Regions from separate parts of the Homo sapiens genome. Here region 2 is linked to region 1. Evidence: read pairs that join two places in POLR2A ChIA-PET (ENCODE). Cell type or tissue: Panc1. All regions are shown on one strand. Each heading gives the region's core, and the rest is flanking DNA. Links, peaks and the distances in the headings are about the cores only.

Region 1 (8,943 bases), core at 637-8,636:
GGGTGCCCTGGAGGATGTCCTTTGCAGGGGATGGGAGAGAGGAGGCATGTATGAGGGTGGAGGGGAGCAAGGAGGTAGAAGGGCTGATCCCTACTACTGCCCCCTGCAGCTTGCCATCAGATGTGAGACGGAAGTTTTGACTTAGACTGGTTTGGTTATTTTAATATGGGACAGCAAGCCTGGATTGGCCAAGATGAGATGGTTCATTTGCTGAAGCTAGATGAACAGCTTTGGGAACTGCCTAAGTTGTTAACCAAAGTGATGAAGGAGGCCCATAGGGTATGAGGGAAGGCCAGAATGGAATCCATCCCCATCACCTCCTCCATCCCCATCACCTCCCCACTTCCTTCATCCCCATCACCTCCTCCATCCCCATTACTTCCTCCATCCTCACCTCCTTCATCCCCATCACTTCCTCCATCCTCATCACCTCCCCATCTCCTTCATCCCCATCACCTCCTCCATTCCCATCATCTCCTCCATTTTATCACCTCCCCCATCCCCATCACCTCCTCCATCCTCATCACCTCCTCCATTCCCATCATCGCCTTCATTCTATCACCTCCTCCATTCCCATCACCTCCCCACCTCCTTCATCTCCATCACCTCCTCCCCATCTCCATCACCTCCTGTCACCTCCTCCATCCCATCATCTCCCCACCTCCTCCATCCCCATCACCTCCATCCTCATCATCTCCTCCATTCCCATCACCTCCTCCATTCTATCACCTCCTCCACCTCCACATCCTGAGCCACTTCCCCTCAGCTTCATTTCCTGAAACAGCCCCTCCTCACCCTCTCCAGCTTCCTTTCCTTCACCTTACCATGCTCCTTTCTGGAAGGCACCACTCCAAACCGTCTCCTTGGAAAAGCAACTTCAGCCCCAGTGCCTGTCCCTGCTACACCCAACGTTCCTGTCTGGAAAAGAGTTGCTCTTTATTCAGCACGTGAGTTCCTGACCCCCAGATAAGGGCCAGTGCAGCCGGGGAGGGAAGCATTAGTGCTGCCGGGTGGAAGGTGGACGGCGCCTGGATCCAGACCCAGCAGTGCTCATGGGGCCAGGCCTGGTGCTCGTTCTTTCTCAGTCCTTAACGCCACCTTGCAAGGTGGGGATTGTCCTCCCATCTGGCCATGAAGAGCTGAAGCAGAGAGGTGCAGTCGCTCATCTGCGCTCACTGGTCAGTGGGTCGCTGCGTCCCCAGAGGCCCCTGGGCAGGGTGGGCGCTGCGTCCCCAGAGGCCCCTGGGCAGGGTGGACGCCTCTGCAGGTGCCCGCACAGGGGCTTTCTCCTTCACTTGGCCACACTCAGCCTTTGATCTGAAACAATGAAAGCCCCTGAGTCACTGGTCCTTCCCGAGCCCGTGTGTGGCCCACAGCAAGGAGCTGCCTGTCCCAAGTTCGGGGGGTTTCTTTGGCTTACGCGGATACTGTATGTGAGTGTTGGCAGAGCAGCGTGAGCCTCGGCCTGCAAACTCAGGACGGCACCAAGCCCCATCGCCTTGGTATCTTCCAGGTGGACCCTCAGCCTGCTGAGTGGACAGGAAACCATCTGTCATTTAGGGTTCCTGCTCCCAACTCCCCCCAACAGCTGTCACCACCACCGTGGTTGTGCAAAGGTCCCAGGCCTTTCAGAGTGGGCCCTGATCACTGTCCATCCTGGCCGGGTCTGCTGAAACAAACATGGTCACAATCTCGTGGTACTTTCTGCCTCGTGGCTCTGTGTCCACACTGGAGAGACTAGGACCCAATCCTGGGGCCCCTCCCACAGGCGCCATATGGCTATTCCCCTCAGAGACGCACCAGGCCAGCCCCACTGCCCTCAGGACCAACCTCCAACTTCTCCTCGGCTTGGGATCTCCGGTTTCTCTCTTTGTCAAGGCACCCTGATATGGTTCGGCTCTGTTCCCACCCAAATCTCATCTCGATTTGTATCCCCACGTGTCAAGGGAGGGACCTGTAATCCCCATGTGTCGAGGGAGGGAGGTGATTGGATTATGGGGGCGGTTCCCCCATGCTGTTCTCAGGACGGTGAGTGAGTGAGTTCTCACGACATCTGGTGGTTTTATAAGTGTTTGGCAAGTTCCTTCGCTCACTCTTCTCTCTCCTGCCACCTTGTGAAGGAGGTATTTGCTTCCCCTTCACCTTCCGCCATGACTGTAAGTTTCCTGAGGCCTTCCCAGCCATGCAAAACTGTGAGTCAATTAAACCTCTTTCCCGGCCGGGCGTGATGGCTCATGCCTGTAATCCCAGCACTTTGGGAGGCCGAGGCAGGTGGATCACTTGAGGTCAGGAGTTCGAGACCAGCCTGGCCAACATAGAAACCCCATCTCTACTAAAAATACAAAAAATTAGCTGAGTGTGGTGGCGGGCGCCTGTAATTCCAGCTACTCAGGAGGCTGAGGCAGGAGAATCACTGGAACCCAGAAGACGGAGGTTGCGGTGAGCCAAGATCATGCCATTGCACTCCAGCCTGGGCAACAAGAGGGAAACTCCATCTCAAAATAAATAAATAAATAAAAATAAAAACAAAAGACCCCTTTCCATTATAAATTACCCAGTCTCAGGGAATTTCTTTATAGCAGCATGAGAATGGACTAAGATACACCCCTCCTTCATCCGCCATGTGCAGCCGGCGAGCACAGCTCTTCTGAAGAGACAGGAGGTACCCACGTCTCACATCAGCTTCTGCCCTGTGCCCTGCACAAAATCCCTGACATCTTAGAATACGGCCTGGGAAAATATGGAGGGTATGAATAAATCAGAATCTTGAGAATCATCCCCGTGCAGGGGCCTTCTGCAGCCAGGTGGCCCCTGGGGGCTATGGGTGTCCCCTGGAGGGAGCAAGGGAATGGTCTGCCTTGGGGACAGTAAGGCAGTGCAGTTATGGGACTGCCAAGGTTGGTCTCTTCTAGGGCTCTTCGGCCTCTGGTGGGTTCCCGTGTTTGTAGGGGCTGCTCAGAGGGACCATAGCTGGGGTAGAGCGAGATGCCCCAGGAACAATGATCTCCAGCTGTCGCAGCTGTTAAATGGACATTTATGAAAACAAACCATCAGCGCCATCAGGAGCCAGGATTGTCCCTTCTTTCTATTCTGCAGGAGCGTGCATCACCTGTGAGCTTTGGATCACCGAGACTGTGGGTCCTGACCCATTATTCATGCATTTGTAGAATTTCCTGGGGGCCACAGAAACTGGCCTGAGGACCATACTTGCCAATCCTCAGTGCCCAGAGAACGAGGTGAACAAGTAATCCTGCTCCTTTTATCTTTTTGAGACGGAATCTCGCTCTATCACCCAGGCTGGAGTGTGGTAGCATGGTCTCACCACAACCTCCGCCTCCCAGGTTCAAGTGATTCTCCTGCCTCAGCCTCCCGAGTAGCTGGTACTACAGGCTCCCGCCACCACACCCAGCAAATTTTTGAATTTTTAGTAGAGATGGGGTTTCACCGTGTTGGCCAGGCTGGTCTGGAAGTCCTGACCTCAAGTAATCTGCCTGCCTCGGCCTCCCAAAGTGCTGGGATTACAGGTGTGAGCCACTGCACCCGGCCTGTTTCATCTATATTGTTCTTTACCACACTCTCGGTGACATCAGCCAACTAACTTATTCTCTCTTCAATGTATCCAGCCAACTACATTCTGTCTGTTGGCTTCTTAATTTCAATAATTACACCTTTTGCACACAGACCACAACAGGGTGAAAAATGTAATATATAAATACTAAAATGTAAAGCTTTTTTTTTTTTTTTTTTTTTGAGACAGGGTCTCACTCTGTCACCCAGGCTGAAGTGCAGTGGTACAATCATAGCTCACTACAACCTCAAACTTCTGGGATCCAATGATTCTCCTGCCTCAGCCTCCCAAGTAGCTGAGACTACAGGTATGCATCAACCACACCCAGCTAATTTTAAATTTTTTTTTGTAGAGATGAGGTCTCACTTTGTCACCCAGGCTGATCTCAAACTCCTGGGCTCAAGCAATCTGCCCACCTTGGCCTCCCAAAGTGCTGGGAATACAGGTGTAAGCCACCATGCCTGGCCCATGAAAAACATTTTTTAAAAAGAGAATATAAAAAAATTTTAGAAGGAAGAAAAAACTAAAATAAATAAAAATCATACCTTTAACTTCCAGGATTTCTCACTGATTATTTTTCGTGACCACCTGTTCTTATTTAAGCCAGTTTTTTTTGTTTTTTTTGTGTTTTTTTTTAGACAGAGTGTCACTCTGTCACCCAGGCTGGAGTGCGGTGGCGTGATCTCGGCTCACTGCAACCTCTGCCTCCCAGGTTCCAGCAGTTCTCCTGCCTCAGCCTCCTGAGTAGCTGGGACTACAGGTGAGCGCCACCGCACCTAGCTAATTTTTTATATTTTTAGTAAAGACGGGGTTTGCACCATATTGACCGGGCTGGTCTCGAACTCCTGACCTCGTGATTTGCCTGCCTGGGCCTCCCAAAATGCTGGGATTATAGGCATGAGCCACTGCGCCTGGCCTTAAGCCAGTTTTGGTTTTACAACTTCTTGTTTTCTTTGATGATCCTAAACATTTTAATTTGAAATCATTTTCAGATTCTTCCGTTATTTCCATTTCACCTGCAATGATTTAAGGGTTGATTTTTCTTAATTGTCTTTATTAGCAGCAGCTTTGCCATGTGGTTGGGGTGAGGTGTGTAGGTTTGTCTTGGGTAAATGCCTCTCTCATTTCAGTCAATCTCTGTCTCTCTTTCTTCCTCTTCCTCTTCCTCTCTCTTTCTCCTCTTTTTTGCTCTCTCTCCCCGCACCTTCTCTCCCCCACTCTCTCCCCCAAATGGTGAGGTCGTGTGTTGTTGGCTCAGAGTTCCCACCTCCCGGGGGCTACTGGGGATTTTGCTGTCCGGGTGCTGAGTCCCTGGGTGCCAGGGCTCTGAGGCCATGGCTGCTTTCTCCCCTCTCCAGGTACACAGCTGGGAAGCCCTGTCCCCACCCCTATGAGTGGCTCCAGTGCCCTGCCTCATTTTTAGTATCTGTTACATGGAGATGGTTATCTTACTTTTTAAAAAATTATGGCTATATCTTTTAATTTTTTCTTTTTAAAGTTTATCTGTCTTTGCTATACGGGATGACTTGAAAAATGAACTTAAAATGCCATCTTTTTAATGCTTTAAATATTTTCTTTTATTGTGAGCCCATTAAAATAGAAAAGCAGTGTAAATTTTTAGTTTTTTGGAATGTAATGGGTTTGGAGGTTAATTTTTAAAAATAAGGCCTCATCAAACCAACTCAAATGTGAGTTCAGCTGAGTGTTTTTTTTCCCCACAGTGGGGAGGCCCTGCCAGCTTCATGCAGGCCACAAATAATAAATTACTGTTCCCGGCCGGGCGCGGTGGCTCACGCCTGTAATCCCAGCACTTTGGGAGGCCGAGGCGGATGGATCACCTGAGGTCAGGAGTTCGAGAGCAGCCTGTCCAATATGGTGAAACCCCGTCTCTACTAAAAATACAAAAAATTAGCCAGGCGTGGTGGTGTGCACCTGTAGTCCCAGCTACTCGGGAGGCTGAGGCAGGAGAATTGCTTGAACCCAGGAGGCGGAAGTTGCAGTGAGCCAAGATTGCGCCACTGCACTCCAGCCTGGGTGACAGGGCAACACTCTGTCTAAAAAAAAAAACAAAAAACTGTTCCTATTTAAAAGTTGGAGGTAATAAAATTTCCCTGCAAGATAAATGCTATCAGTTTCTCTCTATTGGAAGCCTGCTTGCTAATTGAAGTTAATTGCTAATTTTTGATAAACTATTTTGTTGAATTATAACATCGACATAGAAAAATGCACACATTGTAAGTGTGCAACATGATGAACGTTCACATGTGGACATATCCATGTAGCGTCTGCTCAAAAATCTCGAACAACTCGGGCGTGGGGCGGGGGTCATTAACTCCACTTCATGGGTAATGAAACAAAATATCAGATAAGTCACGTGACTTTTTCTCCCCAAGGTTCTCAGCTAGGAAGAGACATGCAGCCTGGGCACAGTGGCTCACGCCTGTAATCCCAGCACTTTAGGAGGCTGAGGCAGGCGGATCACCTGAGGTTGGGAGTTCAAGACCAGCCTGACCAACATGGAGAAAGCCCATCTCTACTAAAAAAAAAAAATACAAAAATTAGCCAGGCGTGGTGGCGCAGGCCTGTAATCCTAGCTACTTGTGAGGCTGAGGCAGGAGAATCGCTTGAACGTGGGAGGTGGAGGTTGCATTGAACCGAAATCACGCCATTGCACTCCAGCCTGGGCAACAAGAGCGAAACGCGAAACTCCATCTCAAAAAAAAAAAAAAAAAAAAAAAAAAAAAAAAAAAAAAAGGAAGAGACATGCAGGGAGGGTCACAGGCCAGATCTGCAGCCCCACATTCAAGAAGTGGCTCTGAGCCCCTGCTGCAGCCAGGGGAGGGGCTGAGAAGGTGGGAAGTGCCAGCTGAGGGCAACTGAGCACAAAACACTGAAGTCAGTCAGATGGGCCCAGGAGGGATGAGGGGGCAGGGCTTGTGGGGGATGCCAGGGCTGGAGAGTGCCTGTGGCTGGTCTGACCCTGACCCTGGGGTTGGAACAGTCATCTTAGCTCCCCAGGCTTTGGAATTGGGATTTTGAGATCCTGTATCTCTTTTTTTTTTTCAAAACTAGAGGGCTTTGATGGGGTCATTCAGTTTTTATGTGACCAAAAAGACATGTATTTCTAAAGACACACACTACTTGCTACTGCCATGTTTTATTTCCTTATTTACAAAAATTTTCGGCCGGGCGCAGTGGCTCATCTCTGTAATCCCAGCACTTTGGGAGGCCGAGGCAGGTGGATCGCCTGAGGTCAGGAGTTTGAGACCAGCCTGGCCAACATGGAAAATACAAAAAAAAAAAAATTAGCTGGACATGGTGGTGCATGCCTGTAATCCCAGCTGCTTGGGAGGCTGAGGCAGGATAATCACTTGAACCTGGGAGGCGGAGGTTGCAGTGAGCCGAGATCGCGCCATTGCACTCCAGCCTGGGCGACAAGAGTGAAACTCCTTCTCAAAAAAAAATTCAGGCCAGGTGCGGTGGCTTATGCCTGTAATCCCAGTACTTTGGGAGGCTGAGGCAGGAAGATTGCTTGAGGCCAGGAGTTGGAGACCAGCCTGGGCAACATAACAAGACCTCATCTTTACTAAAAAAGTAAATAAATAAAATTAGTCAGGTGTGTTGGTACACACCTGTAGTGCCAACTACTCGGGAGGTTGAGGTGGGAGGATTGCTTGAACCCAGGAGGTCACGGCTGTAGTGAGCCACGATGGCACTGCTGTACTCCAGCCTGGGTGACAGAGTGAGACCCTGTCTCAAAAAACAACAAAAAAATTTTCAGTGGCCAGTTACTAGATAGCATTGTTTTATTTTTTGAGGACACTCTCTCTCTCTCTCTCTCTCTCTCTCTCACACACACACACACACACACACAAAGGAAAGAAAAAAAAGAATGAAGACCAGTCCTTTGAACACCTTCAGCTTTACAAAACAACCTCTTTGCGTTGTCTTCTTTTATCTCCTTTTGCCTTGGACAGGTGAGAACTTGTCACAGGCTGGCCTCGGCCCTCAGCCTGGTGTCTGGGAGCCCTGAATGGCTGGGAGCGGGGGAGGGGTCAGCAGTGATCTCTTTTAGGGCTAATTGTGTAGGTCGGGGTGGCGGGAGGTATGGGGGTGGTGGTGGTGAAGCCTCTGGGTTTCCAGACTTAGGAAGTAAAACTACAGGCTACGCAGTTACACCTGAATTTCAGATAAACAATCATTTCTTTTAGTGTAAATATGTCCCAAATATTTTATACTAACAGAAATTATTTGCCGCTTATCTGAAATTCAAGTGTAACTGGGCGGCCTGTATTTTATCAGGCAGTCCTCGCCAAAAGACACTTTCAAGGAGATTTGGGACTGAGCAGAGTGTGCTAAGGAGACCTGAGATGATGCCTGTGGGCGCCGAGTGGCCGAGTGACTCTCGTCTCCTGACTCTGCTCCCTGCGACCCGAGCCACCTGCAGCTGCAGCCCCTGTGGGCCTGGAGCCCGTTTCGCAACACCCCCACCAGCGCCGCTTGGCAGGGGTATTTATTTATGTTTTTAATGAAAGCAAATTAAGATTCACTTACTCTTGAGAGCTGTGCTACGATTGCCCTTGTGATAAGTGGAGACACCTGGCTTTTCTCTACCTGGCCGGTTGCCTACGAGAGAGGCCTGCGTGGGGTTCAGTTTCCCAGGCTGGTCCCGCAGTGGCTTTTCAATCCGTCATCAAATCTTCATCAGGCGTCTCTGCACACAGCACTGAGGGAAGCACTGGCGTCCAGGCTATAGTCAGGCTCCCTGCCCTCCATCACTCACCATCTACCTGGGGGTGCAGTAGCGCCCCAGGAAGAGTGAAACAATAGGTATATTATCCCCAACCCCACCCATGGCACGGGCATTGCTGTCCCCCACAGAGCAGATAAGAAAACTGGGGCTCAGATGTTGAAGGACCGTGTTGAAGAGCACAGAGCTGGTTTGTAGCAGAAGTGGAATTTCCACCTTGATCTCTGGGTTCCCTCTACCAGACCCATGGTTCTCAGCCCAGGGAGCACTGAAAAAAGCTCCAGGCCCAGATATTCTGATTTAATTGTTCTGGGGTGGGTACTTTTTAAAGTTCCTGAAGATTCCAGTGTGCAGAGAGACCTGGGCCTCCCCCCACCATTGAGACAAGTGCCTGCTCCGGCTGTTCAGAGGAGGCAGCCCCACAGCAGGAGAAGCCCCTCTCCACTGAGGACAGATCAGAGTCCGCAGAAAGAACATGCCGGGGACTGGATGGCTTGAGCAGCGCTGAGTGGGAATGCACGAGGGACACTAGGGCAGTGACTGGCCCCTCCTGCAGGTCCGGAGGGCTCATGAGGCGAGTAAGAGGGAAAGCTGAGATTAAGTGAGATTCTAGGCTGGGCGTGGT
Region 2 (8,943 bases), core at 572-8,571, 460 kb after region 1:
TAAAAACAGCAAAACCAGAGAGAAAGACTAAAACCTGGATAGAAAATAGATTTAATTTCTCATGCCAGTTCTGAATGATTGCCCGAGGCTTCCTGGAATCTTTTATTGAGAAAGACTGGGAGGGTGTGGAAGGGTCCAGTAAACCAGAGTGCGATGATGGATTAGTAATGTCTGCTATGGTCAGGGAGGTGGAGAGTGGCTGCCTGAAGCTCATGATTTGCTGATTTGCTGACCCTGGTCTAAGCTACTGTGCAGGAGAGGGGCAGACAGTCCTAGCCAGAGCAGTGGTGCAGACTCTCAAAGCTGAGTTATAAGGAGAACCAGGAAACGGGGCCCGACACAAGAGGGTTTAGAACGTGTTGGAAGGAGGATCAGCCAGATGAAGGCAAGTGGACTGGGACAGTCCCCGAATGGCAGGTCTTTGCAGGTCTTTCGTGAACCGCTATTTTGAATGCCAACTTGTCCCCAGTTCCTTTGCTCCACGAGTCTCCCTAGATCTGCCGTCTCCTAACACACTGTACATAACATTTACTATGTTTTTCATTTCTTCTGTCTCCCTGCTGCTGGCACATAAACTCTGAGGATCTCTGTTTTGTTCACTGACATACACCAAGCACCTCTAGCAGTGTCTGGCACTTAGTAGGTATGCAAGATTCTGAGATGTTGGGGGAACCTCCCCCTCTCAGCCAAAGCTCCTAAGCCTTGGCTCCCGCCCGGGTCTGGCTGCTGCTCAGAAACTGTGATTGGCAGATACATATGTCTTTGATTAATACGAATGGGGAAACACATTCACACTTACTTAATACATTCAGTTTTGTTGGCAATATATTTCAAAATATGGAGCCCTTCGGGGGAGGCAGTGGGGGTGAGGATGATAATGAAGGAGTCCTTCCCTGGGAGTCCTGGCTCAGGAGGAGGGGAAGGGCCAGCCCCAAGCTGGAGGCACTGGCTAACTGTTCTCCAAGGGGGGCCCTCCCTCCTCACATCCTGGTCTGTAACACCGGGATGCCAGCATCAGCCCTGTGTACCTCACAGAGGTGTAAGGTTTCAAGGAGATAATCTGTGCTAAAAGATGCTTCGTGACATGGTACACCTTTGCACTCCTTTTGTTACTGTTGTTATGATGATGATGTTTCCTTAAGTGGATGGGCGTTTCTGTGCCAGGCATTGTGTGGGGAGTTTTACAGGCATTCTCTCTTTTGTTCCTCAAGGCCCCATGGAATAGGTACCGTTATATTCTATATCTTGTGGGTACAGAAATTGAGACTCATAAGAGTGAAGTTCACCTGCCCAAGGTCGAGGATCTGAACTCAGGCTTTGTGATTCACACTTGACTGAGCAGGACAGAAAGAGATGCCTGGCATCTTCCTGCTTTGCAAACCAGGAAGAGGGTCCTCACCAGACCCCAGATACTGACTGTCCCCAACTGCACATCCAGCCTGTTAGCCACTAGGAAAAGAATGACATCAGGGGAAGGCTGAACTGATGCGCATGGGAAGGCAAACCCTCCCGTCAGTGAATCAGGTCACCCTGGGCAAGGCGGATGACGGTAGTGGAAATACAGTTGGCCCTCGAGCACCATACGGGTTTGCCTGGTGAGAGTCCACATAAATGCAGATTTTTTCCAATAAAGCTTACACCGAGCGTGGCTGCCTTCCCTTCCACCTTCTTTGCCTCTTCTACCTCCACCATCCCTAAGACAGCAAGACCACCCCCTCCTTCTCCTCCTTCTCAGCCTCTTCAAGGTGAAGATAACAGGGATGAAGACCTTTATGGTGATCCCCTTCTGCTAAATGAATGCTAAATATATTTTCTCTTTCTTACCGTTTTCTTAATAACATCTCCTTCTCTTTGGCTCGTTTATGATAAGAATACAGTATATAACACATATGCAAAATATGTGTTCATCAACTATTTATGTTATTGGTAAGGCCTGCATCAATAACAGGCTATTAGTAGTTACATTGTTGTGGGCATCAAAAAAAAAAAGACCTGGGGACTTCAGCATCACCGGCCTGAATTCAAATGCCACGCTGCCACTCAACGGCTCTGTGCCTTCGGCCACGTGGCCACCGGGTTAGTTTTGTCTCCTTCTCTGTTAGGCGAAACTGCAACAGTAGTTGTGAGGATGAAATGATAAATGCAGCCCCTAGCCCAGGACTAGGCTCCCAGCGGGTGTTCCGGAATCCTAGCTTCCATGTCCCCTCGGCAAACTCCCATGGAATTCAGGAAACACTGTTGGCTCTCTAAGGAGCATGTGGCCTGTCACCCTGGGTCCCACCTCTATTGGCCAGCAGCCCCATTTCCTGGGACTCTAGGTGCTGTTGGAATTTTGCAAGCGTAACGACCGACCACCCCTGTCCCCAAAGGGAGTATGGCAGAGGCTGGTTGGGGGGATTTAATTTGGACATAGCTCCGTTCCAGTTTGTCAAACATGGCAGCTGCTGCCTTTGGCACGTGCGGTCCCAGCTGCTGGTCACTTGCCAAGGAAGCAGTGCCCTGGGCAGAAGGCAGCTTTGTGCTCCTGTCTCCAGAGACAGCTGTGCGGTGACTGAACAAGGGGTTTCTTTCTCCCTTTGGGAAGGTACGTAACAGCCCCCCAAGAATTCATGCCCTGTCTTTATCAACAAGAGGCCTTCCTCAGTGACTGGCGTGCCACTGGCTCAGCTCTCCAGCTCTGATGTTGGCCCCGGAGCGGCTGGTCTTGGCGTCACTATCTGGGCTCTGTGAGTCAGTTGGTTTGCAGGCTGCTGAACACCCTTCAGTGCTGGGGAGCCCCTATGCCACCTGGAGGGGGTGCCCAGGATGCCTGGGAAGCCAGTGCATCCCCTGTGTGTGAACAGCCAGGCTGGCAAATCGGAGACTGGGGGGCTTGAGCCACCGCGCCCAGCCAGGGTCATCGCAGCCACATTGTTGCAGATCTGGGATCTGAGCCCCTGCAGTGTGATCCCAGGCCTGTGCTTTAATCACGACACCACCCGCCTCCTTGTCCCACGCAGTTAGGATACCTGTTCCTCGTGAGCCAAACGTTTTCACAGCCACTGTGCCCTCTCCTGCCTCCTTTATTGACCGTGGTTGCAATAAATGGCCATGACAGAGACAAGGCCAGAGCATCCCGGAGGAGGGAAGGGAGCCCTCCCGGCTCAGGCGCTGTCCCACACAGGCCTGACAAACTGGGGTGCCTGGACTCTGGGGTGCCTGATGCAGAGCCCAGCCTGAGTCAGGAGGATGGGATTACAAGGCAGCTACGATGCAGGAGGGATGGTCTCGTCCACACTACAGCCTGTTCTTTCCTTCCAGAGTTCAGGCTCTCACCAACTGGCCTGGCCTAACCACCCTGGGTTCCCAAGGGCTTCCTGGGGCCCTCATCCTAGACAAGGTCGCCGTCACCTCTCACCTGCCTAGCCAGGGCCTGGCCTGCTCATGACCTCTCCTTTGCATCTGCTGCCTGAAGCCAGCTGGCTAAAGTCTTGGATGTCAGCCTGTGACTCCATTCTGCAAATGGCTTTGGTCTGGAGTGCCCGATGCACTTACTTTCTCTGTTTTATTAGCCTAGGGAAGAAAAGGGGTTATCCTGGGACCATGGGTGGGTGCCGTATCGGCCAAGGGTTTCTTCAAGGTGGGATGGAGACAGGAGCATGTTTGTAGGAAGAGGAGGACAGGAGGGTGTGAGAGAGGCAGCAAGGACGTTACCAAGATTCGCGGGGGAGAAGGCCTGATGGGGAGTTTCTAGAAGAGGCAGCTGGTGGTGTGGGAGCCCTGGGGAAACCGCAATGAGAACGAAGGGACCCTGCCCATCGCTGGTACTGAGAGCCATGTGGGGCAGAGGCTGCCCCTGGGGCCTTTCTTAGCTGAGAAAAGAAACCCCTCTGATTCTCACCCCTCCCTTGTCCCTGTGGGGGCATCTCACCCCGATCCTAATGACTTACTGCAGCCTGGCTCGGCAATTCAGGTGCTCGTCAGTTCCCCCTCGGTGCACACAGGTGTGCGTGCCAGCCAGGTGTGGGCGCCTGTCCAGCTTCTCTTTGCACCTGAAAGTCAGCACAAATGCTGTGGTCAAAATGGGAGCTGAGCTGGGGGTGGGGACAGAAAGGGAACTTTGCAAGCTGAGCAGGGCAGGTGGTGGCGGGTTTCAGGGGCCGCCCAGGACAAGTCAAACCCCTCAGTGGTATGTGGTGGCACCAGGGGATCTCTGGGGAGCCACTTGCTGCTGAGGAGACTGTGAAGAGGGAGACACGCCCCCTCCAGAGCCTCCCAGCGTCAGACAAACAGCTCTCCCGAGCTCTGGGGAGGCTCCGACACAGCAGTGGCCAGTGTGTCCTCAGCAGGCCTCAGTTCCCGTGAAACCAGCAGGTGGGACTGAGGGCACCTGGACCCCTTCAGAGTCTGAACCGCCGTGACCCTGTGGCCTGCCGCCGCTCCTGGCTTACCCTCGTGTTTCTAGAACGTCCTCTGTGCCTCCGAAGGCAACACCAGGTGCCGAGAACCACGTGTTGATGGTGTTGCAGGGCCCGCGTGTCCCTGACATGGCCTCGCACCTCAGAAACGCTCGTGCTAAGGTGCAGAAATGGCACAGAAATGGAAAATGAGGAGCCGGGGGTCTGTGAGGCTCTTGATGCAGATACAGAAAGCTCCTCTGGCTGAAGTAGGAGAAGGAGGTTGGAGGGAAGGCTATGGAGAAGGGAGAGGTCCTCCCAAGATGAGGAAGTGTGGGGAGCCGTCCTGCAGCCATGGCCTCATGCTCACTGGCTTGTTCGGCAACTCCCTGAATGACTTTGCCCAATTCCTGTCCATCTTGAGTCACTTCCTCAGGGGTCGGTGTCCCAGGAGATCATCAGATTGGCTGAGCTCAGGACACGTCTGCCCCTCTGGAGGTCCTAGGGCAAGGAACGAAGTGCTGGTCTCTTTGTCTTCTGTGATGGGAAGGGCACCTGGCTTCACACTCCTCTAAGCATCATGCCAATCGGAGGGGAGACACCCCGAGAAGAAAGCAGGGTCTCCTTGCAGGCATGAGGTGCCCCCATGACCATCAAGCCCCATGACCACTTAGTGAGCATCAGTGAAAGGCTTGAGCAGGCAAGGAGATGCCGCCTGAAGACCCCAGTGGAGTGCAGAGCTCTGGGTGGGGAGGGGGTGCTTGTGGAGAATGCCAAGCCCCAAGCAGAATGGATGGGGCAGGCCCCTCCCAGAGCAGCATTCCAGCTATTTCTGCAGACCATGTGTCCTATTTAGACAGTTAGACAGTGGTCCCCACACTAAGTGCTAATCTCCGCCTCACAAAACTTCTCCAAGGGAATCAGCTTAACTGAATGTCCCCAGACACTGTTCCCATGAAGCCAGTCGGAGTATGTTTGTGTGGCTTTCTTTGATCCGTCTGAGTTGGGAAACTTCTAGGGAAAAGGGAAAGGTCCTCTCCAAAAATCTCCATTCCCTCATCAGTCCTTATTTTAGTCAAGAAACCTCAATTTCACATATTTATATTCTTGGGGGCTGTGGTTTTTCCTCTTAAAAATTGAGCTGTTCCACTGCCTCTTTGCATAGCCAGACACACAGGGAGGCGGCCGATGCTCCAAGAGCCCAGAGCAGAGAAGATTTCTCACACCCTCCCATTGTCCTTGTGGGGGCACCTCACCCCCGATCCTAACAACATCCTGCAGCCTGGCTTGGCAATTCCAGCACTGCTCAGCTCTCCCTCCGTGCACAGAGGTGTGTGTGCAGGTGGGGAGCAGGCACCCGCCCAGCTTCACTCTGCACCTCAAAGTCAGCACAAACGTTGCTGTCAAAAGGGGAGCTCAGGCCCTGGGGGGACAAAGAGAAACCTGCAAGCTGAGTGGGGCAGGTTTGGGGGGCTTGGAGGCACAGACTTCTATGGCTCATCCCAAGGGGGCTGAAAACCAAGAGGAGCTTGGCCCTGCACAGGAGCTTTCCTCAAAGCCAGGCCCATCTTCCATGCCCTACACCCCTCAATCCCCAATTGATTGCTAGTGCTTGAGGCTGGGCTGGAGGGGCCCTGGCCCCCTCTTTGCATGTTCCCTGGCTGATTCCCACCCAGAAGCAGGGTCTCTGCATCTCAGTGTCCTCCTCCTTCCTCTAGATCCTAGACTGGAACCTCCTTGGTCATGGGGGAATCGGGGTCTAAGGAGTCTGCGGGGGGAAGTACTGTCCCGCCGCCCCACCCCGTCCCACTCCCCCCGCCCTTCTCCTTGCCCTTTCTGTTGCTATTGCCTGCGTTGGTTTGCATGCCGTTTTGCTTGTGGTCTCCATAGCAACAACTACCAAATGGCCTATGGATAATAGGGGGACTCTCGGGGTGGGAGGGGATCCCGATGAGGCATTTGACTTTAAAAAATGGAAACGGTGATTCTGCCGCAGGCCTGGCACGGATGGTCACCCTTCTCTGCCCATCATCACTCAAGCCCCTCAGTCCCCCTCACCCAAGGGCCTGCCTCCACCTTGGCTGGGGGAGGGCAGGGAGGCCGCAACCTGCAAGAACAATGGAAAGGCCGGAGGGAAGCTGAGGGGCCAGAGAGGGACAGGAGCATGGAGGGCAGCCAGGAGCCTCTGCAACTATCTCCATCTCATGGTAAAAATCTCTAGTCAGAGTCTTCTCTGTTGTCCAGCTTCGTTTCGTGTCTCACCACTTCCTTCCACCCTTCCCAGAATCCCTTTCTCTCTCTCTCTCTCTCTCTCTCTCTCTCTCTCTCACACACACACACACACACACACACACACACACACACACACAGAAGCGTTGCTTCATGTCTTGGGGCCTGGCTTCTAGGTCCAATGTCCTGGGAAATAAGTCTCTAATTGTTTCCATGTGTCCCGCCCTGAGCTGTTTACAACAGGCATTCATAGCCCTGGACCTCGAGCCCTGGTGAGGCCACAGGGTCAGCACAGGGATGGTTCCCATTTGAAGATGACCAAACTGATGTGAAGGGCAGAGGGAGGGACCCAGGCCTCCCCCAGCCCCGAGTGTCTTCCACAGTGAGCTGGAAACCTGTTCTCAAGTCTAAATATTTTACATTTTATCTGGACTAGACTTTCCCCATTTTATTTATTTTCAAAGCATTTTCCCAGATAGTGTCTCTTGTCTATTCCCACGGCTCCGTGAGTTCAGGAGATCGACCCTGGACGGGGCTCCTGCCCACGCCTCGGACTCTGCAATCCTTGGCAGCGACAACCGGAGAGCATGGTGAGAGTGTGGTGGGGAGAATATGCCATAAAAAACAGAAGACAGAAACCAAACACATTGCCTGGGGAGCAGGAACAAACCCCGATCGTTCCCTCAACAGATGAAACATCTGAAGCCCAGAGAGCTTAGGCAGTTTTCCTGAGCATGTCTGGACACACACACACACACACACACACAGAGCTTCCATTAGCAACAGATGTCACAAAAGGACAGGCGCCACCTGACGATAATCTTTCTACTCACCACTGTCCCCTGTAGGAAGGATTCTCCAGGCTTTTCACAGTCAGGCTAGTTGTTAAAATGTTTACATTCATGGGGTGGGAGAAGACCTGGTCAGGTTTCAAGGTGCGGGCAGAGTGGGCCTACCCATCAAGAGTGGTACACAGCGTGCTGAATGAAGCCCAGCTGGGCTTAGGTTAGGGCAGGGGAAGCCCAGACCCAGCCCTCTGCCTGTTTTGTAAATGGCATCATTGGAGCACAGCCATGCCCATTTGTTTGTGTACAGTACACTGCTGCTTGCAAGCTGCAACAGCAGTGTGGCTCACAAAGCCTACAAGATTTACTATCTGTCCCTTTAAGACAAAGTTTGCTGACCCCTTGTTTAAGGGATTAATCCCAAGAATGTTCTCAGGTTCATTTTTTTTCTTTCCCATGCAACAGAGTCATATGGTCATCCAATTCCTATCTGTCAATCACTATTGTAAGGGAACCATTTATTTAAGGACAGTTGATTGAACCCCTGTTATGTGTTAAGCACCCGAACAACCCAAAACACACATAGAAGGAACACGACGTCCCTCAAGGGGCTCACAAAATCCCAAGTGATGGTAGCCAAACACAGGCACAGGGTACAACAAGGACGATGGTGACTGATCCAGCGTAGGCTGGGGCTGCAGTGGTAAAGGTGGAGAAAGGCTGGAGAAGTTAGGGACTGTTTTCTGCTGAAGGAGACAACTTACTAAGTTTTAAAGAGCCACTAGCTCATGTCAGAGAAGGATCTGAAGCCATATGATTTGGAAAGAACATGAGTGCATTCGGTTTTGGGTATGTGGAGTTTGGGGTGCTGGTGACATACCCGGGTGGAGATGATTCAAATGTTTTGTTATGTGTAGGGGTCCAGAATTCAGGAGAGAGAGAATCTGGGCTGGAGATGTAGAGTTAGGGGTATATAGTTGGTGTGGTAGGGATGCTGCCTTCTTGGTGATAAAAGCCTTAACCAAGAGGTAGAAATAATTTTCTCTTCCTGTGAGCAATTCTAACAGCTTGCCTTTACTGCTCTAAAGATATTATGGCACTTTGCATTTCAATTTGTATGTAGTTGGTATCTCTCTCCATTGAACTGTAAACAACAGAGACTTTGGCCATGATGGAGTAAGCATTTATTATTCCACCCTAAATAACTAAAAATAGACCAACTATATACAACAATTTTCAGACATTGGACCGCAGGTGTCACAGAAGTGTAATCTCTGACAGAGGAGAAGCAAATGAGGTGAGACCCACAAGTGCCCCAGCTGACAACCTGGAGAGAGTTTCCACGCCACCATACAGGTAAGTGGAAACCACACAGTGTTCAGTGGCTTCACTGAATTAAGGAGATAGTGTTTAGGGTGTGGGGAGGCCAAGGCAGCTAACATTTGTAGGGCAGAGCCCTGGAGAGGAGAGAGCTGCACACAGAAAGAGAGGACTCTAGAGATCTGCAGACGACTCACTTAAGGCCTTCGGCTGAATATTGATCAGTGCATGCA

What was found. Peaks named below come from ENCODE experiments on the same cell type or tissue, not always from the same donor. Only the 100,000 strongest peaks of a DNase experiment are listed, where the experiment ranks them.
Region 2: POLR2A ChIA-PET joins it to region 1 with 10 read pairs; 2 of 35 experiments call an interaction of 5 or more read pairs at or near these places.

The regions. Positions count from the first base shown.
Region 1 is chr17:77,256,820-77,265,762 of GRCh38, forward strand. It overlaps LACAT1 (lung adenocarcinoma-associated transcript 1), which reads left to right. Exons shown (of 3, transcript NR_188630.1): 2 at 843-947; 3 at 1,514-2,526. Among named protein-coding and RNA genes, the nearest start is that of LACAT1, 7.5 kb to the left of the region's middle. RefSeq lists enhancers at 754-1,411, 1,412-2,067. In Panc1, for the core only: no CTCF peak of the experiment used is centred there; no DNase peak of the experiment used is centred there; H3K27ac peaks cover 1,913 bases.
Region 2 is chr17:77,720,972-77,729,914 of GRCh38, forward strand. It overlaps LINC01987 (long intergenic non-protein coding RNA 1987), which reads right to left and starts at 7,588. Exons shown (of 2, transcript NR_104134.1): 1 at 7,439-7,588; 2 at 1,901-4,031. RefSeq lists an enhancer at 3,531-4,031. In Panc1, for the core only: no CTCF peak of the experiment used is centred there; no DNase peak of the experiment used is centred there; H3K27me3 peaks cover 227 bases.